4 separate regions of the Homo sapiens genome follow, and regions 2, 3 and 4 are each linked to region 1. The links are chromatin contacts, found by Hi-C or POLR2A ChIA-PET in ENCODE. All regions are on one chromosome and are shown on one strand. The core of a region is the stretch at or near the end of the contact, and the rest is flanking DNA. Distances in the headings are between cores, read along the strand shown. Region 1 holds the start of PTPRA (protein tyrosine phosphatase receptor type A). Region 2 holds the start of ZNF343 (zinc finger protein 343). Region 3 holds the start of SLC4A11 (solute carrier family 4 member 11). Region 4 holds the start of LZTS3 (leucine zipper tumor suppressor family member 3).

Region 1 (7,749 bases), core at 2,423-4,922:
TCAAACTTCCCCTGCATCTCATTTTTTTCCATGTGAAAATGGAGAAAAATAATGCAATAATGTTTACAAACTGACACTGAGCACCTCCAATGAAAGGTGCTGGCAAATACAAACATGAGGGGTGCAAAAATACAAAACAAAACACCCACCACCACCCGCACTGATCATCCTGCACAAGTTACTTTTATCCTTCTGAGCCTCAACATCTCCCTCTGTAAATTCAAAGAAACTGGCTAGAATCGCATAGGGTGGGGGAGGATTTGTGGAGGAAAAGTAGGCATATAATAGCTGAAAAAGCATCGTAGTTGATCCTCCTGAATTCTCCAAAGATCATCTATCCAGCTATACACTTTGGGGGAGAGGATAAATTGGTACAACCCCCCAGAAACGGGTGGCAGTTTGGCTCCATGTCTGCAAATCAAAAATGCAGACATATCCCTTGACCCAGTAATTCTACTTCTAAAAGCATATTGTTCAGATAACTTTGCAAATGAGCACATAACACAGTATGTACAAGGACATTCATTGCTGTAAGAGAAGAACCTGGAAACAAATATTTAACCCAAAGATGTTACAGTACAGCCATACAACTAAATAAGTAAAAGCATGTCAACAGAAAGAACAAATAACTCTCTATATATGTTGATAATAGAATGATTTCCTAAATATGTTAAGTAAAAAAACCCAGTAAGGTGTGAGTGGTACGTCCCATGGTGGGAGGAGTATGGATAAGCAGGCACATATTTATAAAGCAACAGTGTCTATGGAAGGCCATATAAACTGAAAACTTCAGCCATCTCTGGGGAGGAGGTTAGGGAGACAGGAGACTTGGGGCCAGGGTAGGAGGGACATTTTTCTCTATATACTCTTTTGTATTGCTAGAACTTTTGAATTTTTCTCTCATCTGCATTAATTATCTTTTCCCAAAATTGAGCAGGATTCTCTCTACACCTTCCTCTGGGTCTAAGAGGCTGTGACTCTACCTCTGTCAGACCCAACCAGTGCCTCCTATATTGCAGGGGCATCTGCATTTGGCCCTATATTGCCCCCAAATGATCTTTCCAAAATTCTTTCAGCCCAAGTCCCTGACCTCCTTTAAATCCTCTAGTAGCTCTCCATTGTCCTTACCTGATCCAGCTATGATTAACCTCTTCCCTCCTCCCCAAGGACAGTGGATTCCTTCCACCACCAAGTTTGCTTGTGCTGCTCCCTCTTGCCTATGTGTGCAGTCCACCACGCGCAAACTCCTATGCATCCTTCATGATCCGAAGGCCCCCCCGTCCCAGGAAAGCTTTCCCAAATCACCCAGGCAGGGGATGCTCCCTACACAGCCTGGCAGAGGCTCTGCAAATACACGGCCAAAATTCAAATCTTGACTATTCCCTCATTTGCCCACTGTTTGGCCTCAGTTTCCAACCCTGTAGAGTAGGAATAAGCCCTTTTATGACTGTTGAAAAGACTGAGGGAATTCATGGAAAACATTACATAGCTTGTCACAAGGCAAATAAAAAATAGCTATTATTATTATCACAATCTTATAGCACCTGTGATGTATTTATATCCACCTGTCCTACATTAGACTCTGAGTTCCTCAAAGGTTAAGGACTGACTTCCTCACTTTTGTATCCCAAGCAATTCACCTGGCAAAGGGAAGACACATGAATGTACTGAAGTCAGAGGGGTGGTTTTTCTGGTTCTGTATTTCACCCAGATGTTAAGTGGCTAAACAGAGAACAGGCCCCGGGATCCCACCATGCCTTACAATGCACGGTATCAGCCAGGTCACTTTGAGCAGGCAGAGGTGAAAAGAGACTGAAGGGCTTTTAGTCTTTCAGAGACAGTTTTTTGGAGGCCAGTGGGATATGGGACCTACCAGTTCCCACCTGCTGACTGCTTATGGGGGCTGGGTGGGATGGACATGGGGAAGCCGGGAATCAGAAATACTAAAAGTCCTGGGCATGTACTCCAAGCAGGCCTTCAAAACACGAAAAAATCTCTTGGGAAGTGGATACCGGGAAATAAACAGAGCCTAGGCATAAGAGAGAAGAGATTGGAAAGAATCTACAAGACAACTTGGAGGATTCTCCCACCACGGGAGATAGAAAGGTGGGCAAGACACAGCTCCTGCCCGCAAGAAGCTTCTCAAATGAGAAGAACTTTAAAAGAAAAAGTGGAGCTTGGCAGGTAAAGGTGGGGAAGAAAGAGGATCACATAAAACAAAAACATCCCAACATGTGAGGGGGCAGTCAAGCAGCTCTGAATACTAGCCAGCAAGCGGGATGAGGGGAAGGAGAATTGGAGGATCCGATTAGGCTAAAAGTAAAGGAGTAAATTGAGGCAAGATTGTCAAGGGCTTTGTATGACCTGATAAGGCATTTTAGGCTTCATTCATCCCATGGGAAAAAGAAAAGCGAGGGAGTTTTTAAGTAAACAAGTGACAGCATCAGATCTGTTTCTGAAAGGAGTGGCCAGGCAGGAAGATGTTCGCCCTTTCCTAGTCAGTCCTCCTCTCGCCCACCATCTTCTGTTTCTCAGGCTGCCTGCACAGCTAGCAGGTGGCAAACGAAGCCATCTCCAGGGTGATGTGGACTGGTTCTAGAGCCGGAATCCCTCTCCTGAGCAAAGGCTTCTGATGGCGTTCACCCTGCAGAGGGTGGATTTGCACATTCTTCTTTTCCTGTCTTACAAATATCATCAGTGATCTCAAAAATAAAAACGAAACCCTCAAGACAGGACTCTGCTCTGCTATTTTTTTTTTTTAATCTTCAGGAGATATAATTAGTAACTAATTTTTTCAAAAAAAATTTTTTATTTACCGAAAGTAAAAAGGGAGGGGACCTGCGTTCTCAATTGGCCTATTCTGAATTCTGGGCAGCTCTCAGCCCTTATTTCCCTTCTTAAACAGCCTCAACAGTTGGGAGAGGGCGGCAAGGAGAGGGGCCTGGGAGACGGGCCGGGGGACCGAGGGAGGTGGACTTGAAGGGAAAGAAAAGTTGGTCACTGCAAAAGCAAATTTTCTCATGCCAAGAGTTTTCCTCTTTCCTCCCATTAAATGGACCTGAGCAAATTCTGTTCTCGCCGTTCTAAGTTTCTTCTCTGAGAATCAACTCTGGCAGTGCCCTGGCCTGGTCCCAGAAGGACGCATGCAAAGTTCCTGGGCAGTCGCGAGGGGTCGGCACTCGGGCCGGCACGTTTCCGGGGACCCCCTCCCCGCGACGGACCCGCAAGGATGCACAATCAACCTGCAGGCGCCCGCAGGCTTCTACCCGGAAAAGATGGCTTAGGGCTTCGGGCTCCGGGCTCTGGGCTGTGGCCCGGGACCCCTCCCACCGCCCCCGGGAGCCGCTCCCCCTTCCGGAGCCCACCCGGGCGCAGCGGCCGCGAACACTCACAGAGTCGGGCGTTGGGCGGGACCGCTGGGGACGAGGACAGCGGCTCCGCCTCGGCTCCGCGGCGGCGTTTCGGGCCGCCACTAGCCCTCAGGGCCGCCGCCCGGCCCGCGGCTCCGAGCCCCGCGGCGGCGGCGGCGGCCTCGCCTCCATGGCGAGGGGAAGCGGCTGAGGGGCGACTGGGCGGGCGACAGTGATGGCGGCAGCGGCCGGGGTCCGAGCGCGATCGCGCGCGCGCGCGTCTCTGTCAGCGCCGCACTCGCCGCAGCCTCGCTCCCGACCCGGCCTTGGCTGTAAGACGCGTGTTCATTGGCTGTTCAGAGACAGGCGCTGGTTGGCCGACAGCGAACGGGCGTCTCCGGCCCGCGCGGGCCCCGCCCTTGCGCTCCGCTGGGCGCTCACTTGCCGGCTGGGGCGCCGAACCCGGTCGCACGTTCTCCTGGTAGCTCCAGAGGGGTTCGCCCCGGGGCTGCCCAGTCCTTCGGGAAGCTGGACCCCGGAAGGACCGGCTGCGAGTGCACCAGTGCCTTCAGCCATTCTACAGTCACAGGCCTCATGACTTGGGCCTTCTTCCCAGTTTACAGATCAGGAAACCGAGGCCAGGCACAAACTACACCAATGTCTAGCCACCAGGGCGGCCTGCAACTCGAGAGCCATCTTCCTAACCCTCTCCAAACGTGATACTGTGGGTCTTTTTTTTCCCTCCCCTAATTGCTGCAAAGAACGACGGATCTCACTGGGGAGGGAGAGGAACCTGCCAAGTCCCTAGAACGGATCTGGCTCCGTGGGTGTCGTCTTATATCAAGTCAGCCCACGCCGTCCCCACCCGAGCTCCAGGGTAATCTCCCCCGCTTTCCAGATGCGCATGCTGGGGCCCCGCTCGCCACCGAGCTGAGTAGAAGCACAACACATGGTGCTCTGCGATGGAGGTGCCTTTTGCGATACGCCTGGCGGGGGAGGGGAGGCTCAAAACGCAGAGAGGAGCCAGAGTGCGCCCTCCCCCGGCCGGGGTTGGGGCGCGTACCCCCTTCCCGGCGCTCCCGGCACGGCGTCTGGTGCGTGACACCCGCGAAGCAATCGCTCAGTCCATCCAGCGGCAGCAGGTTCCTACACGGATCCCCGCGGGTGCTGCAGGACCTGAGCGTCTGCGGCTGAAAGCCGATTACGCAGTCGAGATAGGTGGTGGCAAATGCGACATTTCGCCGGGTTGTGATCCCCAGTAGGGACCCCTGGACATTCCGAGACCCGCGCAGGGCGAGCGGCTGGGCGTCTGCAGGCAAAAGACAGATTGCACAGTAGCGCACAAACCGAGCTTGCGGGTAGGGGACGCTTTATCCCAGACCCAGAGTCTGCGGTTCCCGGGGTAGGTGGCGGCGAGTCTCTCCTCCAGACCGGGCAACCCCTGAGTCCCCCTCACGCACCCCAGGCCGGAAGGAGTCCCACATTCGGGGCGCCCCCGGGGAAGGGTTGTGACCGGCGGCAACTCTTCATGGCAGGAAACACTGCGGCGCAAAAGGGGCTCCCAGCAGCCCCCACCATCTCCAGTCCTACCATCTCCGGTCCCCACCACCGCCTTCTGTTGGGGCGCCAGTTAGGGACTCTGTGCCCCACTCCTCCGTATTGTGGGCTCACATCAGCAGCCCCTACCATCTCCAGTCCTACCATCTCCGGTCCCCACCACCGCCTTCTGTTGGGGCGCCAGTTAGGGACTCTGTGCCCCACTCCTCCGTATTGTGGAATAAGTTAGTCCATGCTAACCAGAGCCAGGGCCTGGGAATATGGGTGGGGCGGGCCTCAGGCCGTCCCCTCCCCAGCAGGGAAGTCTCTCCTTGAGTGGGAGTTGTGACTCTCTCTCCCTCTCAGCAGGGCCAGCCTAGAGGTGAGGGTGAAATGGCCGAACCCGACACCTCTGACCAATAGACACTCCAGCCCAAAGGCCCAGAGTCCACACGCCTACTCTCCTAACGCTCAGACCCCAGTGAGGGTGGATCCTTCCCCACGCCCAACATTCACATATCCCCTTAAGTCCAAACTCAATCTATCCCGCAACACCGAATGGAAAAGTGAAAAGCAGGAAGTCAAAGTGTGAAAACCCCTAACAAGTAATGACTGCAAACGCAGGAGGTACCTCAGTAGCTGGGATAGCAGCCCTATGCTCTAGAACCAAACCCCACCAGCTTACTTTTGCCTTATATCTAATTTACACTATTATTTCTTAATATGTTTCTTTTTGTTGATTAGTTTTTTTTTACTTTTTATTTGTATTACCCTAGAAGGGGTTGACATGCTACTTATATTTTTAATATAACTGAAATAGTGATTGCAGTAAGTGTTCATCTTTGAGATTATCTGAAGGACCCCTTTTGGATATGACCACACTTGGAAAAATTGTTGTTGGGCGTGGTAGTCAAAGAGCCCGGGGTTTCCAGCCCCACCATGTGCTGGGTGACCTGAGCCTCCCTCTGCAACTCTTCCTGGAACTTCCCAGGGCTGTATTGAGAATTAGGCATGTTCAGCTTGGCAAGTAACCCATTCTCAGGAAATGAAAGTTCTTTCTCTCCCCATGAGACAGCTGCACTATGGTCAAAGCATTTGTGGGGTGTGCACAGGGGTGACAGAACTACAGACCAAGGAGAACTACAGACCCTGGAGACCCTGGGAAGGAGGGTTCAGCTCAGCAACCACACAGATGCTGTTTCCATTGGAAGAAGACAGAGCCCCCTCCTCAGCTGCCTGCCTGTAGAGACCTGCCCAGCCCTCCATCCTACTTGGCTCCCAGAGTGTCCTGAGCTCCCTCGCCCATCATCATCACAGAGTAAAGGGTTATCCTGGAAGAGAAGAGAACTGAGGAAGGGAAAGGAGGCAGTTTCCTGTGCCCAAGCCTACCCAAATGGGGGACTGCAGAGCCCTCCTACTCCTAGTCCTGCATTAGTCCCAACCCACAGGAGCACATACCTACAGGTAGGCATTTCGCAGCCACCCCACAGGTGCCCCAACAGTCACAGGGTTTATGAGCAAAGGAGAGGATCAGGAGAGCTGGAGGATGGGGGGAAAGGACTCCTGTTTCTTTAGGCAAGTCATTTCCCCTCTCGGGGCCTCCTTTCCCCTTCTAGTAAATGGAACAATGAGTCATTCTCGCAACAAATACTTATTGAGTGCAGACCATGTGCTGGACACAGCAGGGAATAAGACAGAAGAGGACAGAAGAGGCCTCTGCTCTCAGGAGCTTACATTCTGGATAGGAACACAGACAATAAACAAAAGAACAAGAAAATTTCCTAAATGCTGAAATGAAAATAAAGCAAGGCAATAAGATAGAAAGGTGAAGTAAATGAGAGCCAAGTCCCTTTGCAGGCCACACTGTTCAAACCCGAGTTTTTTTTTTCTTTTTTTTGAGACGGAGTTTTTGCTCTTGTTGCCCAGGCTTGAGTGCAATGGCACGATCTCGGCTCACTGCAACCTCTGCCTCCCGGGTTCAAGCGATTCTCCTGCCTCAGCCTCCCGAGTAGCTGGGATTACAGGCATGCGCCACCACGCCTGGCTAATTTTGTATTTTTAGTAGAGACAGGGTTTCACCATGTTGGCCAGGCTGGTCTTGAACTCCTGACCTCAGGCGATCTGCCTGCCTCAGCCTCCCAAAATGCTGGGATTACAGGGGTGAACCACTGCGCCTGGCCAACCCCAAGAGTCTTTCACTGGAACTTTGTATCTAAGAGACTGGACATACAGCCCCTTACCCTGAGAAGGTGAGTTGTAGGAGCCTTTGCTCGATATATATATATATATTTTTAAGACAGAGTTTCACTCATTGCCCAGGCTGGAGTGCAATGGCGCCATTTCAGCTCACTGCAACCTCCACCTCCTGGGTTCAAGCAATCAAGCGATTCTCCTGCCTCAGCCTCCCAAGTAGCTGGGATTACAGGACCCGCCACCACCCCCAGCTAATTTTTTTGTATTTTTACTAGAGACAGGGTTTCACCATGTTGGCCAGGCTGGTCTCAAACTCCTGACCCCAGGTGATCCACCCACCTAAGCCTCCCAAAGTGCTGGAATTACAGGCATGAGCCACTGCGCCCAGCCTTTGCCCTGATTCTCCCTGCACTGGCTACCACTGATACAAGAAGAAATGTTCCCAGATTCTTTGCCTCCAGCTACACAGTCCTAGTTCCTAGCCCCAATCCTAGCGTCATACATTGGACGAAACTTGGCCCTGCCCACCCATGTAGGCATAGGCCTGCTGTACAAACTGCTCAGGGCAGAAGGCATCTCACACTAATTTCAATTGAGTAAGCAAGGATTTGAAAAAAGAAAATCCCAGTTCTGGTTTTTAAATGTCACAATTCATAGGCTTATACATCTG
Region 2 (7,749 bases), core at 3,345-5,844, 360 kb after region 1:
GTTCTAATTTCTCCACAACTTTGCCAACAGTTGTTATTTTCCATTAAAAAAGTATTTTTATCATAGCCATTCTAGTGGGTGTGAAGTGGTATTTTATTATGGTTTTAGTTTGTGTTTCTCTAATTATTAGTGACAGTAAGCATTTTTTTGGTGTGTTCTTGCTGGCTGTTTTGTATGCAGTTATTTCTTCAAAATGTTTATTTGAGTCCTTTGCTCATTTTAAAATTGGGTTGTTAGTCTTTTTGTTATTGAGTCATAGAAATCTTAATATATTCTGGACATTAGACCATTATCAGATATATGATTTGCAAATATTTTCTCTCATTCTTATGGGTTGCCTTGTCACTCTTCCAGTAGTGTCCTTTGGCGCACAAAGTTTTAAATTTTGATAAATTCCAATTTCTTTTTTGAGACAGGGTCTCACTCTGTCATCCAGGCTGGAGTGCAGTGGTACAATCATGGCTCACTGCAGCTTGGAACTCCCAGGCTCAAGCTATCCTCCCAGCTCAGCCTCCCAAGTAGCTGGGACTACAGATGCCTGCCACCACACCCAGCTATTTTTGAGGGGATTTTTTTTTTTTTTTTTTTTGGTAGAGAAATGGTCTATGTTGCCTAGTCTGGTCTTGACCTCCTGAGCTCAAATGATCCTCCTGCCTTGGCCTCCCAAAGTGCTGGGATTACAGGGGTGAGCCACTGCGACTGGCCCAATTTATTTTTCCATTTGTTGCTTCTGCTTTTGGTGTCACATCTAAGAAACAATTTTTCAGATGCAAGGTAATGAAAATTAACCCTTATGCTTTCTTCTAAGAGTTTTAGCTTTTATATTTAGATCTTTATAGTCTTTGAGTTAATTTTTGTATACAGTGGGAGGTAGAGGTCCAACTTCATTCTTTTACTTGTGGTTATCCAGTTGTTCCAGCATGATTTATTGAAAAGGCTATTCTTTCCCCATTAAATGGTCTCGGCATCCTTGTTGAAAAGCAATTGACCATTTCTCTACAGTTTCATTTCTGGACTTTCAATCCTATCCATTGGTCTATGTCTACCCTTATGGCAGTACCACACTGTTTTAATTACTGAAGCTTTGTATTAAGTTTTAAAATTAAGAAGAGTGAGTCCTCCAACCTTATTCTTTTTCAAAATTGTTTTGGCTACTCTGGGTCCCTTAAAATTCCATACGAACTTTAGGATCAACTTTTCCATTTCTGCAAAAAGGCCATTGGAATTTTGACAAGGATAGCATTGCATCTGTAGATTGCTTTGAGGAATAATGCCATTTTAACAATATTAAGCCTTCCAACCCATGAACGGAGTATGTAATTTCATTTATTTGGAGCTTACACAATTTCTTTCAGCAATGATTTGTAATTTTCAGTGTACAAATCTTGTGCCTTCCTGGTTAAAGTTATTCCTAAATATGTTATTCTTTTTGATGCTATTGCAAATGGAACTATTTTCTTATTTTCAAATCGTTTGTTAGTTATAGAAATGTAGTGTTTACTATATACAAGATCACATCATCTGTGAATAGAGATAGTTTTACTTCTTCCTTTCCCATTTGGATGGCTTTTCTTTTTCTTGTCTAATTGCTATAAATAGACCTTCCAGTACAATGTTGAATAGAAGTGGCAAAAGTAAGCATCCTTGTCTTGTCACTGACCTTAGGGGAAGAGTTTTCAGTTTTCACCATTGAGTATGATGTTAGCTGTGGGTCTGTCATAATTGCATCCCATGCTGTGAATGTAGGCTTTGAGACTGCTGAAGAGCCAGGGAGGAAAGCAGGGCGAGGGGCAAGTAAAACATTGCAAAATTTTCCTAATTTTCTCTTTTATGAATAGACTTCATTTTTAGATGAATTTTATGTCCATAGCAAAATTAAACAGAAGGGACAGAGATTTCCCATTGATGTCACCTCTGTCCTTGTATTTTTAATTCAACTGTTCCATAGATTTTATTCACGTGATGAATAACAGTCACATGGAGCACAGAGGGATGCTGAGGGAGGGCTCCAGATCAAGGGCTGGATTTGAAACTGTCCCAATTGTCCCACAGAATTGATGTTTATGGTTTCTTTGAATAAACAGAAATTGGTCCTTCCAGGCCAGGTGCGGTGGCTCATGCCTGTAATTCCAGCACTTTGGGAAGCTGAGGTGGGAGAATCACCTGAGCCTAGGAGTTTAAGATCAGCCTGGGCAACATGGTGAAACCCCATCTCTACAAAAAATTAAAAAATATTGCCAGGTGTGGTGGCATGTGCCTGTAGTCCCAACTACTCGGGGCTGAGGTGGAAGACTCACTTGAGCCCAGGAGGTTGAGGCTACATGAGCGGTGATCATGCCACCGCACTCTAGCCTGAATGACAGAGCAAGTCCCTGTCCAAAAAAAAAAAAAGAAAGGAAAAGGAAAGAAAAGAAATGGATTCCCCCAGTCTTAAAACTTGAGAAGGTCACATTTGTCCTGAGTTCCTTTCTCAGGAAAACCAAACATCAGGCCTCCCAGATAGTATCAAGGAGCTGCAACTTACCAAATCATTGCATGTGGACAATGAGAACCCACACTCCTCATCAGTCATATTGCCTAACCAATCACCTCCTTCCTGTTCCAACTTACCTCTCCCTAATTTCTGTTTTCCCACACATAGTTACATTTCTTCCCTGCTATACAAACCCCTGATTTTGGTCAGTCAGGGAGATGGATGTGAGACTGATCTCCCATCTTCTTGGCTGCAGCACTCAATTAAGGCCTTCTTCCCTTGCAATACTCGTCTCAGTGATTGGTTTTCTGACTGGCAACCAGCAGGACCTAGACCCAACCCCTGGTGTTTCAGTAACAGATTCTGCCCAGTACTAACACGGCAGCCTCCAAGACAAGAGAAGGGAATTGGTCCTTTCTGTGAAAGGCAGGACAGAATATCAAGAAATGTTTGTCTGTCTCCTGGCTCACAACGGCCTTGGGGCCATGTTCTCTATCTCCTGAGTACTGGAGAACAGAGAAGCCTCAGAAGGCTGATATTGGGAAGGTGAAAAGAAATAAGAAGATGGAAGGAGGTGTTGGAGAAAATAAAAACAAAATCTCCTGCTAACCCAGAAAATCCCCTTCACAAACGTAGAAAAGAAGGAGAACAGTTTTATTACCAAATAATATTGAACTGGACTGGGAAGCACATTGTAGACAATCTGCTAATCAGATGCCAGACAGAAAGAGATCTTACTTTTTATCTAGTTGGGCAGATACAATCTATTACAAACATGTCCTCAAAATTAATGGTAATTTGCCCCCTTGTAAGAGGATTTGACATTGTTTGCTATACAATTTTTCATAATTCATTCTAAATTCACCTGGTAATTGGAGTAGCCATCTACACTAGTTAATTGCCTTTATCAAAAAGAAAAAATAAAACTTTTATCTGTGACAAGCGGGCAGTTACGAGTTTGGAGCTAGGCACCTAAGCTAAACTCCCAAGGTGACAGGGAGATAAGGGCACTATCTTCTTCACTGTTTACATTTCAAAGAGATGGCTCATCAGGCCTTTGGGGGAAACATTCCTCTTTTGTAAAGTTGGCAGGTGCTTATTCAGCCTTTCAAAAGTATCAGGTACATATCAAAGGAGCACTTATACATAGATTTCTCATGGAAATACTCCAAGGGCGTGAGGTCAGGTTTATTTCCCCTTCAGTAACAAGTAAAATTTAATTCAATTTGTATTTGCCATTAAGATTTAAACGCGCCTCCTATGAGCTGAAGGTCTGATCTGCAAACCCCTAATTGCCGTGTTGCAGAAGGTACCAGCGTAGCCCAGTTTTAAAAATATTATTAGTTTTAAAATATATACATTTAACTCCTGGGCTCAAGCCATCCTCCAGCCTCAGCCTCAGCCTCCCTCGGGGTTACAGGAATCCCAGGCGCGCGCCACCACGCCCGGCTCTAGTAGCCCAGATCTGAACCGGGATCTTAGATAAGAGGCCAGAGAGCCAGACTCCAGCCTGAGTGAAGCTTCCACCCTCCAGAAACTGGATGAGAGTCTGTCCCTAACTTTGAGGACTTCGACAAGAAAGGTGACTACAGGCCACCCACAGGAGTGCACTGGTGTTGAGGGTAAGGGTTCAACTGAGACGCTGGGAGGCGGCTTTGCCCTGCCTGTGTGTCACAGGCAACACGAAGTCGAATCTACATAGTGCTCACGCAAGGTAGTTCGCGTGCTATGGAGCCTCAGCCCAGGGAATTCAGGTGGTCCGGTGCAGTAAACTCTGTACCCAACACACGCCTGACAGACAGCGCATTGCTCCCGCTAGATTCGCCAATCGGAAATGACTTCTCTCGTTGACCCCAGCTTCCGGAAGCGCCTGCGGAAGCTGCCGCAGAGGCTTGTGGGGAGTGTAGTCTTTTTTTTGCAGAATGGGCCAAGGGGACAGAGACTTCACTCGGGAGCCAGAACCTGTTTTCAACATGGGTATTTTAAGAAGAGACGGAGAGGCTGTCACTGCAGTGGTCACTGTCCTGGAAAAGTAACCGTTGCACGGCCCAGAAGTGGCTCTGTGGCGGCCAATGGGAGCCGAAGCCTGCGAGGATGTTGGGAATTGTAGTTCTGGCGTCGGTCGGTGGCCGAGATCCCGGGCACGCTGGCTCTGGTGAGCGCGGCCTCCGCGGCTCCTTGGCCCCAGGATGCCCTCTCTCGTGGGGAAAGGAGGGTCGGGAAAGGCCGAGCGTAGGTTAGGACGCGGGGTAGAGTGTGGCCAATGGGGAGTGCGGGTTGGAGATATTTGGTTTTTGGAGGAGAGGGCGCAGCTCGCGGTGCTCATTGGGGCGAGGCGATGGGGTGAGCCCCTGCTTGCCCGGACCTCCGCGGACCTTTTTTCCCCCCGGGGGGACGAGAGTGACCTAGAACTCTAATGCCTGTCTTGAACCAGGCGGGATTATTCTGGGTCAACCAGTTTTCGAATACGGAGGGCGGCCCCAGTCGTGCGTCCTGGGGTTTATTTGGGCTGTGGGGTTGAGTTCTGCCAGGGCCAAATGGACCAACATCCCCGCGGCTGGGGTGGGGACGTGGCTAGGTCCGCACATCCCTGGGTGGTTTTTGGCTGGGGAGCGTCTTGAGTCCTGCATCACCGAGTTTTTCTGTTTTTTGGGTGGGGCTGGATATGTCCCGAGTGGTGACCGGGGTGGTTAGGGGGAGGCCGTCTCAGGCCTTGATGCTTGATGGACCTTGGTTTATTAGGGGTTGGGGGGTTGGAAGTGGAGGTGAGCTTGACGTGGTCAAAATATCCTGAGAGGGCCTGGGCGAGTGTCTTGGGTCAGGAGTCCCTGGGGTTTTTAGGGAGGTGAGGGAGGTTTCGTCCTCTGATAGTGGTGGGCTGTATCACTCTGACAGGCATCTAGGCAGCTCTTTTGAATGGGGGCAGGTCTTTTCTCTGGGACCTGTTGTCTCAAGGTGTGTCATGTGGGAGGTGCCCCCTGTGCTTTGTGGCAAAGTTCCTGGGTTTGGTCGTCATCTGGGTGGCCCGTCTGGCTGACTCCTTTCCTGGACTGCTTTTCCCTCACATGTTAGGGCCAAACATCTGGTTTGGGGCTGTGAAGGGTTAGGTCTGGTGGGGAACTCTGACGGCTTCTAGTTAACAATCCAAATCACTTCCGGCATATGGTGAGTTCTGGATATCAGGCGTTTAATTTTATTTTTAATTTTTTCGTAGGGACAAATTTTAAACCTACCTAGTAGAGCTATTCAGTGAACTGCCACGGACCTGTCACCAGATTCCACATTTGTTAACTCATGGCCAATTTTGTTTCATCTACATCCCCTCAACCCTATGTGTGGATACACTTTGAGAATTGTCAGACCCCACAGGGATTGGCCATTGCTGACATCATTACTGGCCCAGCTGGCTAAGCGTGTGGCGCTCCACAGCTAGACTTCAAATCTAGGCACTTTCTAGCATTGTCAATTTGAGGAAGGTGTAGAACTCATGGAGCTTTGGGGAGGTAAAACTTGCATGGTGTCTGGAATTGCCTCTGGTATACAGTAAGAGTTTAGTAAGTGTTAACTATTACTAATAGTATTATAATTTGAGGCCCATAGGCATTAAAGGGATAAATATGTAATAGCAGCTTGTCAGGGCAGACTGTATTCTGATGTCCCCACATGGTTCTGTCCCCTAGAAGCTGTTTACATTATTCTCTTCTCTGACAGATCTGAGGCTTATTTTGTTAAAGGAAAAGGAGGCCTGCTCTTTTTTTTTTTTTTTTTTTTGAGACACAGTTTCACTCTTGTTGCCCAGGCTGGAGTGCAGTGGCGCGATCTCGGCTCACCGCAACCTCCACCTCCCGGGTTCAAGCGATTCTTCTGTCTCAGCATCCCGAGTAGCTGGGATTACAGGTGTGCGCCACCATGCCCAGCTAATTTTGTATTTTTAGTAGACACGGGGTTTCTCCATGTTGGTCAGGCTGGTCTCGAACTCCTGACCTCAGGTGATCTGCCTGCCCCGGGCCTCCCAAAGTGCTGGGATTACAGGCATGAGCCACCGCTCCCGGCTGGCCCACTCATTTTATTTTTTTATCTTTTTTTTTTTATTATACTTTAAGTTCTAGGGTACATGTGCGCAACGTGCAGGTTAGTTACGTATGTATACATGTTCCATGTTGGTGTGCTGCACCCAGTAACTCATCATTTAACATTAGGTATATCTCCAAATGCTATCCCTCCCCGCTCCCCTCACCCCACAACAGGCCCCGGGGTGTGATGTTCCCCTTCCTGTGTCCATGTGTTCTCATTGTTCAATTCCCACCTATGAGTGAGAACATGTGGTGTTTGGTTTTTTGTCCTTGTGATAGTTTGCTGAGAATGATATTTTCCAGCTTCATCCATGTCCCTACAAAGGACATGAACTCATCATTTTTTATGGCTGCATAGTATTCCGTGGTGTACATGTGCCACATTTTCTTAATCCAGTCTATCATTGTTGGACATTTGGGTTGGTTCCAAGTCTTTGCTATTGTGAATAGTGCCGCAATAAACATACGTGTGCATGTGTCTTTATAGCAGCATGATTTATAATCCTTTGGGTATATACCCAGTAATGGGATGGCTGGGTCAAATGGTATTTCTAGTTCTAGATCCCTGAGGAATCGCCACACTGACTTCTACAATGGTTGAACTAGTTTACAGTCCCACCAACAGTGTAAAAGTGTTCCTATTTCTCCACATCCTCTCCAGCACCTGTTGTTTCCTGACTTTTTAATGATCGCCATTCTAACTGGTGTGAGATGGTATCTCATTGTCGTTTTGATTTGCATTTCTCTGATGGCCAGTGATGATGGGCATTTTTTCCTGTGTCTTTTGGCTGCATAAATGTCTTCTTTTGAGAAGTGTCTGTTCATATCCTTCACCCACTTGCTGATGGGGTTGTTTGTTTTTTTCTTGTAAATTTGTTGGAGTTCATTGTAGATTCTGGATATTAGCCCTTTGTCAGATGAGTAGATTGGAAAAATTTTCTCCCATTCTGTATAGGTTGCCTGTTCACTCTGATGGTAGTTTCTTTTGCTGTGCAAAAGCTCTTTAGTTTAATTAGATCCCGTTTGTCAATTTTGGCTTTTGTTGCCATTGCTTTTGGTGTTTTAGACATGAAGTCCTTGCCCATGCCTATGTCCTGAATGGTATTGTCTAGTTTTTCTTCTAGGGTTTTTATGGTTTTAGGTCTAACATTTAAGTCTTTAATCCATCTTGAATTAATTTTTGTATAAGGTGTAAGGAAGGGA
Region 3 (7,749 bases), core at 2,984-5,483, 370 kb before region 1:
GTGGGAAGATCGCTTGAGCCCAGGAGCTTGAGACCAGCCTGGGCAACATGGTGAGATCCCCATCTCTACAAAAATTAAAAAAAAAAAAATGCCAGGCACAGTGGCTCATGCCTGTAATCCCAGCACTTTGGGAGGCCGAGGCAGTGGATCACCTCAGGCCAGGAGTTCAAGACCAGCCTAGCCAACATGGCAAAACCCCCTCTACCAAAAATACAAAAATTAGCCAGGCATGGCAGGCGGATCATGAGGTCAGGAAATTGAGACCATCCTGGCTAACAGGGTGAAATCCCATCTCTACTAAAAGTACAAAAAATTAGCCGGGCATGGTGGCTGGTGCCTGTAGTCCCAGCTACTCGGGAGGCTGAGGCAGGAGAATGGCGTGAACCCAGGAGGTGGAGCTTGCAGTGAGCCGAGATGGCGCCGCTGCACTCCAGCCTGGGCAACAGTGCAAAACTGTTTCAAAAAAAAAAAAAAAAAAAAAATTAGCCAGGCATGGTGGTGCATGACTGTAATCCCAGCTCCTGGGGAGGCTGAGGCGGGAGAATCACTTGAACCTGGGAGACGGAGGTTGCAGTAAGCCAAGATTGCATCGCTGCACTCCAGCCTGTGAGACAGAGTGAGACCCCATTTCTCTCAAAAAAAAAAAAAAAAAAAATTAGCCAGGCACAGTGGTGCACACCTGTAGTCCCAGCTGATGTGGGAGGATCGCCTGAGGCCAGGAGATCGAGGCTACAGTGAGCCGTGTTTGTGCCACTGCACTCCAGCCTGGGTGGCAGAGTGAGACTCTGCCTCAACAAAATAAAAATCAAAGAAATAAAATGACTCAGTGAAATGTGGCCATCCAGGGTGAGAGGAAGGAGGCAGAGGGGAGTCGGGAGTATCTGGCTGGGATGCCCATTAGGCTAGACCAGAAAGCCTGAGTGGAATGGAGGATGGAGGATGGAGAAGAGAGCTTCGGGAGGGCGTCATAGGCCTGAAATGCCTCCATGGAGATATCTGCCTTTAACATTCCTTTGGGTTTTTTGTTTGTTTTGAGATGGGTGGGTCTCCCTATGTTGCCCAAGCTGGTCTCAACACTCCTGGGCTCAAGGGATCCTCCCATCTCATCCTCCCTAGTAGCTGGGATTATAGGTATGTGCCACCGCACCTGGTTTACTTTTTGTTTTTTGTTTTGTTTTGTTTGTTTGTTTTTGAGATGGAGTCTCAGCAGTTTCAGTGGTGTGGTGGGGACAAAAGACAGGTATGAGTCGGTTGAAGAGACATAGCGGGAGGGGCATGGAGCTCTGGAGAAACTTCCTCTTAAATGTAGCTGAGGGATAAGGCAGCACCCGGAGGGCAAGGGGCTTTAAGGGAAATTTTTTTTTTTTTTTTTTTGAGATGGAGTCTCGCTCCGTCGCCTGGGCTGGAGTGCAGTGGCACGATCTCGGATCACTGCAACTTCCACCTGCCGGGTTCAAGCAACTCTCCTGCCTCAGCTTCCCGAGTAGCTGGGACTACAGGCATGCGCCTCTATGCCCAGCTAATTTTTTTGTATTTTTAGTAGAGAGGGGGTTTTAGCATGTTGGTTTGCCAGGATGATCTCCATCTCTGGACTTTGTGATCTGCCCACTTCGGCCTCCCAAAGTGCTGGGATTACAGGCGTGAGCCACCGCGCCCGGCCGGGGAATGTTTTGTTTTTAAAATGAGCCCTTTTTTTTTTGAGATAGGGTTTCTCTCTGTCACCACGGCTGGAGTGCAGTGATGCAGTCTTGGCTCACTGCAGCCTTGACCTCCCTGGCTCAAACAATTCTCCCACACCAGCCTGCTGAGTGGCTGGGACCACAGGCGTATGCCACCATGCCTGGCTAAGTTTTTGTAATTTTAGTAGAGACGGGGTTTCACCGTGTTGCCCAGGCTGGTCTCGAATTCCTGAGCTTGAGCAATCCTCTCACTTCTGCCTCCCGAAGTGCTGGGATTACAGGTGTGAGCCACCAAGCCCGGCCTAAAAATGAGATGTTATACATTTACTTCAGACCCCAGATTCTACAATCCACAGGCAAGATAAGTGGCATCAGGGGAGGACAGCAGAAAACTGTTAAGTGCGCCTTGTGGAACCCAGCGGTTACAGTTTCAAGTCCACAGCCCAGTAAAGTCTGAGACCCCAAGGGAGGGAATGAGAGGGAAAGTGGGTGCCTGCGTCTGGGTCCCTCAACCTGCCTGCCTATGTAAGGACCCAGTGGGGCACAGGACAGGAGATCTGGGGCACCAGTATTTGCCTTCAGCGTCAGACGATCTACACAGGACAGGAGGCAGGTGGGAGGACTGAAGGAAACAGCCTCTGAAACGGTCAGTCTGGAGGCAGCAGGCGTGTGGGCCTCAGGGGTTCCCTCCAGGAAGGCCGAGGGAACAGAACCGCAGGGGCAGAGCACAGGTGTAGCAGAGAAGGGCTCAGTGCCAGTTCCTTTGAGAGACGGTCAGGGAGCGGACAGAGGGGGCCCATAGCCGACTAGGGGCGGCTTGGTCATGGGCTCCTCTTTCCTCAGTGGGCTGAGGGGTTAGGTCCTTTGAGGAGCGCTGAGGAGACTGTGGTAAGGGGAAGCGCCCTCCATCCCAGAGGCTTTCCTGGAACAAGTGGGTTGGAAGGACCAGGTGTTTGGGAGCTGCTGGGAGCAGGTGCAGAAGCCAAGGCATTCCCAGATGGGGGAGACTGGGGGTGGCAAGGTGGCTTTTCAGGGATCCAGCCTGCATGCCACCTATGCAGCCATGCTCCGGGGGCGACATCCGCCTGTGTCCTTCAGCTCTTCCTCAGCCTCCACCCGCCACCCGGGAGTCAGTGCCTGGACTGGAGCTCTAGCTGGAGGGCGTCTAGGAAAGGTCCCAAGGGGTGCGCAGGATGACCTGGTGTCTCTCCAGAGTCACCCCTGCTAAAATACTATGTGGCCAGCCCCAAGTCAGTTGCAGGTCATGGTGTTGGGATCTTCCACAAGGCCTCCTGGAGTCGCGCTGGGGGAGGGTGGGGTACTCAGTCTGTCGCAGAGCCCCAGGCCATCCGTCGCCAAGAGGAGCACTCCAGCGCTTCCCTCCTAATGCGTTCTTATCTTGCCGGGAGGAGAACTGGGCCAGCCTTACTCACCCAATCTATGCATGAGGCTTCCCCAACGCGCCAGAAGCCCTTCCTTCGCAGAGGTGGGCTTGCCCCGGCCTGTCCCCGTTCCTCTACCATGGTTAGGGCACAGTGGCCGAGGACTCCGTCCCAGCGCGGCTGAGCCGGAAAGCGATGGCGGCCGGAGGGGTCGGGAGGTTGGTTAGCGCTTTACGGAGCTGCGTGTTCCGTTTCCAAGGGCTGTAGAGCCTTCTACTGGGAGCCACCGTGGATCAGGCCAGGGGTTCGTCAGCTGCATTTGCCGGATCGCATCGCAGCACGCGCACCCACACGCGCACACGCCCTACTCGCAGGAGACTAAGCGCCCCGAAAAGGCGCGTCCCCGGGCGGGTCGCAGCCGGTCCAGGAAAGGGGACAGGGCGCAAGGGCCATTTGGGGAAGGAAAAAGGGGGCGAACCATGACCTTGACCTCATAGAAGGCCGAGGACGTGAAGAGGCTGGCAGATAAGTTGGCGAGGCTCGCAGCGAAAACCCAAAGCAGCCGAGCTCGGAGAGCGCCGTCTCAGCGGGCGAGGGCGTAGCCCGGGGAATGCACGGAGGTCCGTCTAGTCAGTCGGGGCGCGCTTCCTGGAGGAGGAGGAGAAGGACTTGCGGCCGGAGCTACCGGGATAAATGCAGGAGGCGGGGCAGCCAGCGGGCGTGGCCCTGCGGAGGTCCCCGGTCGAAAGGAGGAGACAGGGGCCGGCCGCGTACTTAAAGCGGACGCGGGGGAAGCCCTCCCGGGGTCTGCCTCAGTCGCACAGCTCGGTGGGCTCGTGGCGCAGTCGAACGTTTTCCCAGAAGCTCCCCGGCCCCGTCCAGCCCCTAAACTCGCGACGCTGGGTCTGCTGGGTCCGGCGCGCACAGGCTCGAAGGAGCCGGGTCTACTCGGTTTGGCCCAGCAGCTGCGGGCGGCGGGGAGCAGCCCAGCCCGGCTGGAGCAGCCTCCCGCGGGTGAGGGCGCGGGGCGGGCGGCCGGGTCCCAGCCCTCGGCAGCTCTGCCTACCGCGCCCGGGCGCGGCGTCTGAGCGGCATTAGGACCCAGGCGCGGCGTGGGGGTGTGTCGCCGGCTCCCGCCGCCGGCCCGCCCGAGTCGCCGAGTTTGGGGTCCAGAAGCGCCGGAGCGCCGCGTGAGGAGCCCGGCCGTGAGTGCGCGAGTGTGCCATGGCCGCGGCCACCAGGCGCGTGTTCCATCTGCAGCCGTGCGGTGGGTGCCTGAACCCGGGGGCGCGGCGGGAAGGCCGCCCGGGTCTCCGCCACCGTCTCCCGTCGGGGACCCCGGGGAGAACGCGGATGCCGTCTGCCTGCGCGGGCCGGGGCCGGTGGGCGAGAGGGCTGCGGGATTCCCAGCCGCGGGGAGGAGGGCGCGGGTGCGGGAGGCCCGGGCGCGGCTTCGCGGCCACCGCGCGCTTGGTTTCATTAGGGCTCTGCTGTCGCCGTCTTGAATTTCTTACCAGGTTTGAACAGCTGATGCAGCGGGTCGAGGGCGGGGAGCTCGAAAGTGGGCAGGGCGGAGCTGTGGGGCTCCCAGCGCCCCGAGCGCCGAGCTTTTGGGAGCCTGGCGGGCCGCCGCCTCGGAAGGTCTCATTTTACCTTCCGCCCGGGCATCTTCCCGTCCGGCGCCGCGGTGGGAGCCCCGGAACCCCTGGAGTTTTGGGAGTCCCGGGACCCCTGACCGTGCCCTGCGCGGCCGCAGCGGTTTCTCCCTTGCTCTGACACGGGAGGGCCAGCCCTGGGTCCCCGCCAGGACCCAGGTTTGTACGACCCTTTACCTGCACGTGGGCCGCCGGGACGGAAGCGGAGTGTGCACCGGCCCAACCCTCCCAGACCCTCGTCGCCCACGGCCTGGGACGCGCCCCAGCGCCCCCGCCCCCCACTTCAGGATGCAGCCCCGGCTCCCGCCCCGCGCCTGCATTCACATCCTGCGCCCCGACCCCCGGGGTCTCCGAGTCTGGAGGCGCTTTCCTCTCGTGCACGCGGCCCCTCCTGTCGCTTCCTTCCTCCGACAGCGAGGCACAAACAGCCGGGACCATCCGGGGACCGGCCCAGGGAGGGCGCAGCCTCCCCCGACCCATGTGTCCCTCAGATACTCCTCCCACCCCCAATTGTTCTCCCTTTTGGACCAACGGCTCTGGCTTCCAGGCGGCCGGGACGCGGTCCCAGGACTGGAGACCGTTGCCTGTCGGCCCCCGTGTGACCCGGGGCGCGTGACGGGGGTCGGGGGAACTGCGCCTGCAATGGGCGTTTATGGCCCCCAGGACCGGTCTGAGAGTGAGAAGAGGGATGTGCAGAGAGATCCCCCGCCTTGGCATCCGAGGAGAGAGGGGGAGAGGCCCGCTCGGGCCCGGTCCCTTCCTCTCGCTGCAGCGGGGCAGGGTTTTCTCAGGAAAACCTGGATTAGCGAACATGGTACTGGTACTAACTCGGTGGGAAGACATCCCTGGAACGTCTCTCCTCCTCGCCTCTGGCCCGCCTGGGCAGCCCCTAGCAGATGGGCTAAGCAATTGAATTTCTGAGATTAAGGCTGGCTTCCCCTGCTATGGGGCCCCCTCCCGAGCACTGTCCCCTGCTTCCCTTTCTCCCTAGGGTGGCGTGGGTTGCATCCCTCGGAAGAGCGAAGGAATGAGCCAGGTCGGGGGGCGGGGAGACAGGTGCACACAGGAGGTCCAGGGCTTGGTCCATGGGGCTGGTGACCTTTCTGCTTCCCTTGCAGAAAACTCTCCCACCATGTCGCAGAATGGATACTTCGAGGATTCAAGTGAGTACCTCTCGGGGAGTGTGTGTGTGCAGAGAGAGCTTGTCGGGCAAAAGCCTCCAGGGTGCATAGCCTACCCACCAGAGTCCTGTGGCTTTGCTCGCCTATCTGGGCCACTCTAGTGCTGGAATGCTTTTGGCTTCCACTCTTCGGGAAGCTAGACATGGGCGGATCCCCCGTGGACCTGAGAGGGCAGGCTGCCCATTCTCCTGGGCTACTTGGACCAGGTGAACCCTCTGGGATTCTTACCCAAGGTTTTCTGTGACAATGGCCTGTTATCTGACTAGCCTTGGGCCAAGAATTCTGTGTGCCCCTGTCCCTCTGTCCTCACCCAGCCCTGGAGGGAATATCTGTCGTTGTCTCTTTAAAGAAATATAAGGCCTCTGTGCTGCAGTCCCTCGGGCACCTTCCTGCTGTCCCTGCTTGTACCAGTCCAGCTGTCTTCCTCCTCATGTCTCTGGGCTGGCTTCAGGCTGTGTCCTGTGCCTAGCCCCATGAGTGACCTGACCATTCGAGGGTTGTTTGTAGAGCAGTGCGTAGACACAGGGCTGATGTTCCCTTACCCAGAGCCCTCAGGACATGGGGCTCTGTGTGCTAGGCTGCTGGTGGGCAGGTTACGTATGGGGCTGGGACTAGGACTTGGCATTGCAGGAGCCCCCCAGGAACCTGGTAGTGTCAGCTGGGCAGGTCCTTAATCTAGGGGACCTGAGCACTAAGTCTAAGGTAGAGCTGAGGGCATCAGGGGAAGAATGGGGGAAGAACGGGGCTGTGTGAAGGGCAGTGGAGGGGACTAGTGGGTGCTGGTTGAGGGGCAGAGGGGAGGCTGGGACAAGTTCGGGCCAGGGGAACCAGACAGTTTAAACAAGGCAAGCCTGACCCGGGGAGGAAGGAGTTTATCATGAGCTCCAGAACCAAAGCAGTGAGGACGTCTTTTGTTTTGTTTTGTTTTGTTTTGTTTTGTTTTGAGTCTCGCTCTGTCGCCCAGGCTGGAGTGCAGTGGTGTGATCTCGGCTCACTGCAAGCTCTGCCTCCTGGGTTCACACCAGCCTCCTGCCTCAGCCTCCCGAGTAGCTGGGACTACAGGCGCCCGCCACCACACCCGGCTAATTTCTTTTTGTATTTTTAGTAGAGACAGGGTTTCACCATGTTAGCCATTGTTAGCCAGGATGGTCTCGATCTCCTGACCTCGTGATCCGCCTGCCTTGGCCTCCCAAAGGCAAGGATGTCTTTTGACCTAATATTTCTTCTCTGGGCTCTGGAGGTAGTGCAGGCCTGGGCCTGGGAGTCACCAGTCCCTGGGGACTTTGATGCAGGAGGCACTAGGGCTTCCTACCCAGAAGGGGCCCAGGCTAAACTCAGGACACTGGGGGAACAGGGCCTGGGATGTGCCAAGGAAACTGGCGGCGGGAGTAGAAGTGAGTCAGGGTGAGTCACTCCCTGGCAGGTGCAGGCGTGCTGCTGACCCATCCTTGTTTCTGCACAGGTGTCTGTCAGGCATCAGTGGGGTCTGGGCTATAAGGGCCCCTTTCCTGGGAGTACCTACAAGTGAGGAACCTTAGGGGACCCACAAGACAGGAAGGGCTGCCAGTGGCCAGGGGTGAGGCAGGGATCTAGGAGGACTTCCTGGAGGAGGAGGTTCCAAGTGAGTCTTGAAAAAGGCCCTCCAGGGAGGGAAGCCCTCAGCTTGGAGGACAGGACCTTGCATGCCTAGGGTGCTGACCGGATGGCCTGAGGAGCCAGTGGTCAGGGCAGGGGGAGCAGGGCTGGCTCAGGCTGTGATCTGTAGGCTGCAGGGAGCCACTGCAGGGCTCAGGGCAGAGGAATATTTGCATGTTACCAGGAAATCTTCCTGTAGGAAGAGGGGTGTGCTGCT
Region 4 (7,749 bases), core at 3,482-5,981, 300 kb before region 1:
AACCCCTGGTTGTTCTCTCCACTCCTGAGTACACCCCCTGTGTGGCCCTGCGTGGCTTGTGGTGTCCTTTCCCATTGAGTATGTTGTAACTAATAAACTGCGGTAAATCTCACCTGCCCAGTGTCAGGTGTTGTGTTTGGCCACTGCCATCACATGAGAGTGGGAACCCCTCCGTCAGCTATGGGGCAAAGAAGACGTGATTAAAACAAATATTTAAAAGACTAATGATATCCTATGCTGGTGAGGCTGTAGGGAAACAGGAACTCACATCTCACGTGGCTTTTTTTTTTTTTTTTTTTTTTTTGAGATGGCAACTCACTCTGTAGCCCAGGCTGCATTGTGCAGTGGCATGATGACTGTTCACTGCAGTCACGACCTCCCAAGTTCAGGTGATCCTCCCGCTTCAGCCTCCTGAGTCGCTGGGATTACAGGCACTTGCCACCCCACCCAGCTAATTTTTGTATTTTTAGTAGAGATGAGGCTTCACCATATTGGCCAGGCTGGTCTCAAACTCCTGACTTCAGGTGATCTACCCACCTCAGCCTCCCAAAGTGCTGGGATTAAGGCATGAGCCACCGTGCCTGGCCGGTAATACATAATTCTTAATTTCAACTGTTCCTGGTTAATTAGGAGGGTTCTTTTTGGGTATTCATTTTTGACTGATTTTTTTGGCATCTATTATGATAATTGTTTTTTTTTCTCAGTTGACAAACTCATGGCTTATTAATTTCATACAGAATAATCTACAGTTTTATTTTCTTGAATTGTATGTAGGATTTTCCACCCCTGGAACTGATGACTGATGAGTATGGTTTTCAGTTTTCCTTTCTTCCTGTGCTATTATTAGGAATTGGTATAAGGGGAATTGTGGCTTCATAAAATGAAATAGACAGCATTCTATCTTTTCTGGGTTCTGATGCAGATTAGTAGGGTGAAAATTATCTATTCAGTGAGTTTGAGAGATTTCTTCCATTAAACTGTCTGAGGCCAGAGCCTTTTTAAAATTTCATTTATTTATTTTTGAGACAAGGTCTTGCTCTGCTGCCCAGACTAGAGTGCAGTAGCACGATCACGGCCCACTTGCAGCCTGAACCTCCCAGGCCCAAGCCATCATCCAACCTCAGCCTCCTGAGTAGCTGAGATCACAGGTGTGCACCACTGTGCCTAGCTAATTTTTTAATTTTTTTTTTTTTTTTTTTTTGAGACAGGGTCTCACTCTGTCGCCCAGGCTGGAGTGCAACAGCGCAATCTCAGCTCACTGCAACTTCCACCTCCTGGGTTCAAGTGATTCTCTTGCCTCAGCTTCCCGAGTAGCTGGGACTACAGGCATTCACCACCACAACTGGCTAATTTTTGTATTTTTTGGTAAAGATGGGGTTTCACTAATGTTGGCCAGGCTGGTCTCAAACTCCTGACTTCAGGTGATCCACCTGCCTTGGTCTCCCAAAGTGCTGGGATTACAGGTGTAAGCCACCATGCCCAGCCCAATTTTTAAATTTTTTTGTAGAGACAGGGTCTCCCTATGTTGTCCAGGCTGGTCTTGAACTCCTGGGCTCAAGCCATCCTCCTGCCTCGGCCTCCTAAAGTGTTGAGATTATAGGCGTGAGCAACGATGCCGGCCACCAGAACCTTTTTTGGACATATTTCTTGGATGATGTTTTTAATATCTTTGTTATCCTTGTAATTTTATTTCCCAGAAAATGAGCCCCTTTATCAAGGTTTTCAGGGCCGGGCACGGTGGCTCAGTTCTGTAATCCCAGCACTTTGGAAGGTGGAGGAGGGTGGATCACTTGAGGCCAGGAATTCGAGACCAGCCTGGCCAACATGGCGAAACACTGTCTCTACTAAAAATACAAAAAATTAGCTGGGTGTAATGGTGCACGCCTGTAATGCCAGCTACTGAGACTGAGGCAAAAGAAGCACTTAAACCCGGGAGGCGGAGGTTGCAGGGAGCCAAGATCATGCCACTGCACTCCAGCCTGGGTGACAGAGCAAGACTCTCTCAAAAAAAAACAACTTGTGTGATCATTAATCAGCAGGTGACAAATCATCTTAAGCAACAACAAAACAAAACAAAACAAAGTATTGATTAGTTCACTGAACTGATGAACCTAGATACAAATAGTCTAATCTCAGCACTTTGGGAGGCCGAGGCGGGCGGATCTCAAGGTCAGGAGTTCGAGACCAGCCTGACCAACATAATGAAACCCCGTCTCTACTAAAAATACAAAAATTAGCCCGGCGTGGTGGTGGCACATGCCTGTAATCCCAGCTACTCAGGAGGCTGAGGCAGGAGAATTGCTTGAACCCAGGAGGCGAACGTTGCAGTGGGCTGAGATTGCACCATTGCATTCCAGAGGGAGACTCCATTTCAGAAAAAAAAAAAAAAAAAAAAAAAAAAAAAGTCTAGTTCATAGTTGCTCTGAAAGAAAGGAAGGGGATTGCATTAGTTATTCATTCAATAGTTACACACTATGCTAGAGTTTGTGTAAATTTTAAGTGAGACTCTGTCTCAAAAAAACAAAAAAGTTTTCATATGCATTGGACCAGAGTCAGATATAGATAGTATTCTCTTATTTTCCTGGTGTTCTTTTAAAGATGCAAAACCACATTAGTCTATGAAATAGGAATGGAGACTACAAAGAGAGATTAAGTTGAGATCAAGACAGAGGTGGAATGGAAATTGGCTGAAAGAAAAATAAAACAAGCAGAATCAAATGTCTTATTGGAGAAAATAAACAGTACTCTTGGCTCTGAAGAAAATTAAATCCGTAATGGTGAAGAAAAACTTGATATAGTCTCCCAGGGTGCAGAGAAAACAAACAGATTTATTTGACATTGGTGATCCAATGTGATAGTTTTAGAGGAGAGGAAAGAAAAAAACCCAAATCTTTTCACAGAATGGACAGGAAGAAAACTTTTCTAAGCTACAAAGAAGACCTCTTTTGTTTCTGGAAAATTAATAGATAAGGCCCATATTGATTTATACTGGCAAAATGTTTGACTTTTGAGGGTAAAGAAAAACCCTTGCAAGCACCAAGCAAACTGCTGACCTTAAACAGACAAACCCAGCTTTGCATTTTCAGTGCCAGAAGACAATGAAATAAAGACAAGAGTTTTGAGGGGGAAAGCTTGAGACTCAAGAATCCTATAAACAGGAAATCATTATAAAGGCATTCTCACCTAAGGCAAAGGCTTAGGAAATACAACATTCCAGAGTCCTCCCTGAAATCACCAGTCATGTGAGAGATGGGTCCAAATGAGGAATAGAAAAATTAGAGCACAAAAAACCGGCAGTAACATTGAAACCAATTAAACAGAGTTGGCAAAAGCCAAAAACAAGGATTGAAAAAGAATGTTGTGGCTTAAAAAAAAAGTGTAAACAAAAGTTAGGTCTGTCGTCCTGATTAAGTGGACAAATATAAGTAGTGAGGGCGGCAGGTAGGAGGCAGAAAAGCACACAAAATTTCTCATGGGGGAATATAAAAACGAATTATTTGTCACTGACTTTACTAATGTGTGAAATGTAAACTATTTTCATTTGATAAATCTAAAGGCAGCCGCGAGAAGAATTAAAAATACTTTCTGCCTTGAAAATCACGATAGAAGATAAAAGCAAATGTGGGAAAATTCAGAAAACAGGAATAAATAAAAACTATAGAATACGAAGTCGTAAGACCAAACACAACACCTATAAACAGCAGAGACGTAATGCGTTAAATCCCAGCCAGAGCAGAGGCGCTGCAGTTCTTAGGGCAGACCCTGGTGCCTCCAGGCTTTTGCTAGTGCTAAACTCTCGGCTAGGCTTGCCTCCCTACCCTATTCAAGGCTGAGGCCTCAATTCAAGGCCGACTCCCTCCTCCCGGCAGTCCTCCCGGGCCGCCCTAGGCTGAGTGAGCACTCCCCACAGTGAACGCTGCCCGCGCGGGCGAGGCCGGCGCTCCGGGTCCGGTACGAAGTCCCACCTCACTCCCTCTCACCCCGGGTTACAGCGTGTGGTCTGGGGCCACGCGTTACGCCAGGCGCGGGGCACAGGGTGAAAGCGTTCAATCCTGCTGGAGTGTAATGTGTATTTTTTCCCCGTCGCACCTTCCAGACGGTGATCCAGTGTGAGCAGCAAGTTTCAAATCGTCTCCGTTTGGTCACGAACGGAGTTTACTGCCCCTCGACGCCTCCCGCACGACAGCCCGTGGTCCTCGCGCCCGGGCGGGTCGTTGCTCGGCCGGGCGGATCCACCCGCGACGGCTCGTCCCGACCCCTCCCTAGCGGACTTGCAAGGTCTCAGGGCGTCCGCTGGGAGGCCGCGTCCCGAAGAGCTGGCGCGGGAGAGGAATGGGGCTCGGGGCTCCGAGTCGGGAGCCCCTTCCCCCAAGCAAGAGGGGCTCCTCCTCCTCTTCCTAGACGTGGGATTCAGGGAGGGCGCGGTTCCATTGGATTTGTTGCAGAGGAACGACTGGGCCTGAGCCCAAGCCCAAGGGCCTGGGGGGTAACGAGCGATGAGCAGAGGGGCTCGCGGCGGACTTGCTGCGCCCTAGAGAGGGTGAGGCTGAGGGGTCCCACGCGCGGGCGGGGCGCAGCGACGAAGGGGTTAAGGCGCCTCACCCCGCCCCAGCCCGGGCATTGGCTGCCCTGGGGGGCGTGGCCGGAGGGCGGGCTCGCGTTTGCCGCAGCCGCTGGTGGGCGGGGCTCGGGCGGGGAGCAGGAGGGGCGCGGAGCGGAGCCGGGCCCGCGCAGCGCGCCCCGCCGGGCGTGCTTCGGGCTGCGCCAGCAAGCGGGGCCGGTGGCGCCCGTGTCGGAGACCCCGCGCCGGACCCTGAGGCAGCGAGTAAGTGAGGCAGGCCCATCGTGGCATCCCTCCCGGCTCCGACCTGCCGCCGTGCCTGCTGCACTGCGCGGCATGTCTGACCTGACCCGGACTGGGTAGGGGGCGCGTCCCGCTGCTAGGGTCCCAAGGGGGAGGGGAGCGGAGAGGAGGCGGATGATGTCATGGATGCTTCGCCCGGCCTGGGGGGAGGTGGCGGCCAGAGGGGGTGCGGCTCGGATTATGTCACCTCTTCCCTCTGCGCCCCGCCCCCCGGGGCCACACGCGTTGGTGGGGAGCCTGGGGAGGTGCGGGCGGGGTTTCCCCCATCGCAGGGACTCCCAGGTCCTGTGGCCTGTGGCTGGGGTCTCTATCAGTTGGCTCTGCGGGCCGTGGGCTGCTGGTGAATGGCGACCCCCCCTCCCACCCCCAGCAGAAGCTCGTGTGTGCGCGCGTGTGTGTGCTCGGGGTGGAGGGGGCGCTCTCGGCCCCCTCAGTCCTGAAACACTGGCTTCATCAGAGCCAGTAGCTAGGTGATGGGCCCATTCCGCTGCCAGTGCTTAGGCCACCGAGGGAAGACGGATCTCCCCTCACTCATCCCAACCAAGAAGTTCTGGATATCTCTGCACCCCAAAAGCCCTGCAGTGCCCCCAGATCCCTTTCCTCCCTCAGTCCTGCTTCCTGGAAACCCCTCCTGCTCTCCCTGCCCGGATTCACTGCCTCTTTGCATTGCCCATAACTAGCATTCCCACAGGCATTTGCCCTGCATTTCCTTGGTGCAGGGCCCAGAGACCCCCAGGACTCTGCCCTCTGTGCTCCTGGGAAACCTATAGGCCAGCCCTGGGGAGGCCTCAGAGTGAAATCTCCCTGGGGTGTCCTCAGCCAAGTGCTCCAAGATGCCCCCTCTGGGGGGTGGAGATCAGGGATGCTGTCCTGAGGCCAGCCTTTGAACTGGTCTAGAAGCATGTAGGATGGGCACAGAGAGCTGGCAAGAGCTTGTGTGTGAAGTAGAGAGGGGCTCAGGTCAGGGTAGATAGAGGAGGGGCATCAGGAGAGTCCTTGGGGACCCTGCTGCAAGCTCTGCTCTGGTTCTGGGGACCAAGAGGAATACCAGGCATTTCACCCATCATACATTTACTTCTTAAAATGCCTGCAATGTAGGTGTGAGAACCCGAGGTGAAATAACCTGCATGAGGTTGCACCCCTAATCAGTCAAGCTGGGATTTACACTTGGAGCTGATGCTGCCAGAACTCTGTCTACTGCACTTGGTCTTGCTCATGGAAGGATTTGGACAGAGCAGGGGCAAGATCAGCTTTGCCCTTTAGAAGGAATCCCCTGGCAGCTGCCTGGGGGAGGGAGTGCAGGAGAAGAAAGTCCATTGAGGAGCCCCCAGCAGGGGTGCTGGATGGAGGGGCTGGCTAGAGATTTTTAGGAGATAGAATGGGCTGGGGTTGGGGCCTCTGAGACCCCAAGTGTTCCTAGCTTTGGGAGAGACACAGGTTGAGGGGTGGGTTGGAGGTACCTGTACATGTAACTGTCAGGTAGAGTCCGTTTGGCCCCCTCATGACGCTAATACTGTGTATAATGCCCCAGGCACTGAGGGCTGAGGTGACAGAGATCGAGGCAGTCAGGCAACAGGCTGTCATCTCAGGGTGGTGCACTGATGCCAGGAGGCTGCCTTTGCAGACCATGCTCAGTTACCTGGACTAGTTCAGGACCGTGACCTTTCCTCTCAGTTCAGTTCCTGCTTACCAGGGAAACATCCCCTTCCTTGTCCTGCCGGTGTCCTGCTGGGATTTTTTTTTTTTTTTTTTTGAGGGGGTATCTCACTCCGTTGCCCAGGCTGCTGGAGTGCAGTGGCGCAATATCACTGCAACCTCCACCTCCTGGGTTCAAGCGATTCTCATGCCTCAGCCTCCCGAGTAGCTGGGATTACAGACACGCACCACGACGCCCGGCTATCTGCTGGGATTTTGTGGAAAGAAGCTGCAGCAGCCAAAGCTTGGGAGAGACAAGGGGCAGGGCATGCTTGCAAGGGGTTAACCATGACAGGTTACAATTACGACAAGAAGCTCTTTAGGCAGTGAGGCTCCAGAGAGAGCTTCTGTGGGTTGATAGTCAAGCATTCCCCAGGTAGAGCACGGAGAAAGGAGGCTCAGGACAATGGTCCTGGGACCTTGTTTCCATCCACGACTCGAGGCATCTGAGACTTGCTAGGGACTACACACACTCTAGAGAAACAGTAGGGGAGAGTGGCCTATGACCAGCCCCAACCTATGCTCAGGTTGTCCTTTCCCGGATCTCAGAGAAGGTGTACTACATGTTTGTATTGCCCCTTATAGTTTACAAAGCACCTTCCCAAACATTATACCCTGTCACTCAAGGTCAACATGATCACTGTTGAGGTTTATTCCTGCCCAGATCCAGGTATCTGGTGCAGTCACCTTGCTATCCCCTTGCCTAGATCTTTCATCTCACTATTGGCAACTTCCCTCAGCATATTAACACACAGGTTTCTACCATGGTTAATTTTAAAATTAAAAAAGCCCTTGAATCTCAAACCTCCTTAAATAACTGTCTTCTCTTTTAGCAGGAACTCTGCCATGTCTTTCTCTGCACTCCTCTAGCCTTGTGGACTGCCTTTGTTTTGTACCACTTTTTTTGTTCTGTTTTGTTTATTTGTTTGAGAGGGAGTCTTGCTCTGTCACCTATGCTGGAGTGCAGTGGTGCGATCTTGGCTCACTGCAACCTCCACCTCCTGGGTTCAAGCCATTCTCCCGCCTCAGCCTCCTGAGTAGCTGGGATTACAGGCATGCACCACCACACCCAGCTAATTTTTTTGTATTTTTAGTAGAGGCAGGGTTTCGCCCTGTTGGTCAGGCTGGTCTCGAACTCCTGATCTTAGGGGATCCACCTGTCTTGGACCTCCCTAAGTGCTAGGATTACA

What was found. Hi-C counts contacts between places; a loop is a spot of excess contacts on that map. ChIA-PET counts read pairs that join two places held with the same protein, here RNA polymerase II (POLR2A). Pooled maps may share reads with other maps.
Region 2: a loop to region 1 is called in a map of CD8-positive, alpha-beta T cell, with 5 times the contacts of the local background. The contact joins the promoter of ZNF343 here to the promoter of PTPRA in region 1. A Hi-C loop is called at or near these places in 1 of 168 maps with a recorded cell type or tissue (CD8-positive, alpha-beta T cell), 2 of 37 single-sample maps with no recorded cell type and 7 of 50 pooled maps. POLR2A ChIA-PET finds 5 or more read pairs at or near these places in 1 of 52 experiments (activated T-cell).
Region 3: a loop to region 1 is called in a pooled map, with 10 times the contacts of the local background. The contact joins the promoter of SLC4A11 here to the promoter of PTPRA in region 1. A Hi-C loop is called at or near these places in 5 of 50 pooled maps. POLR2A ChIA-PET finds 5 or more read pairs at or near these places in 3 of 52 experiments (HEK293, OCI-LY7 and SK-N-SH).
Region 4: a map of CD8-positive, alpha-beta T cell shows a loop between it and region 1 (5-fold over the local background). The contact joins the promoter of LZTS3 here to the promoter of PTPRA in region 1. A Hi-C loop is called at or near these places in 2 of 168 maps with a recorded cell type or tissue (CD8-positive, alpha-beta T cell and ascending aorta) and 9 of 50 pooled maps. POLR2A ChIA-PET finds 5 or more read pairs at or near these places in 3 of 52 experiments (H1, activated T-cell and activated naive CD4-positive, alpha-beta T cell).

The regions. Positions count from the first base shown.
Region 1 is chr20:2,869,404-2,877,152 of GRCh38, reverse strand. It overlaps PTPRA (protein tyrosine phosphatase receptor type A), which reads right to left and starts at 3,672. Exons shown (of 24, transcript NM_001385305.1): 1 at 3,393-3,672. RefSeq lists silencers at 3,199-3,478, 3,489-3,538, 3,719-3,788, 4,409-4,548 and enhancers at 3,033-3,662, 3,663-4,294, 4,295-4,924, 4,925-5,556.
Region 2 is chr20:2,505,760-2,513,508 of GRCh38, reverse strand. ZNF343 (zinc finger protein 343) reads left to right here and starts at 4,594. Exons shown (of 6, transcript NM_024325.6): 1 at 4,594-4,628. RefSeq lists enhancers at 3,173-3,768, 4,310-4,619, 5,270-5,329.
Region 3 is chr20:3,235,674-3,243,422 of GRCh38, reverse strand. SLC4A11 (solute carrier family 4 member 11) reads left to right here and starts at 4,233. Exons shown (of 20, transcript NM_001174089.2): 1 at 4,233-4,328; 2 at 5,835-5,879. The coding sequence starts at 4,286. RefSeq lists silencers at 3,984-4,143, 4,244-4,423.
Region 4 is chr20:3,170,531-3,178,279 of GRCh38, reverse strand. LZTS3 (leucine zipper tumor suppressor family member 3) reads left to right here and starts at 4,731. Exons shown (of 5, transcript NM_001365618.1): 1 at 4,731-4,825. LOC107985414 (a long non-coding RNA gene) reads right to left here and starts at 4,590. Exons shown (of 2, transcript XR_001754477.2): 1 at 4,090-4,590; 2 at 1-178. RefSeq lists a silencer at 4,508-4,847.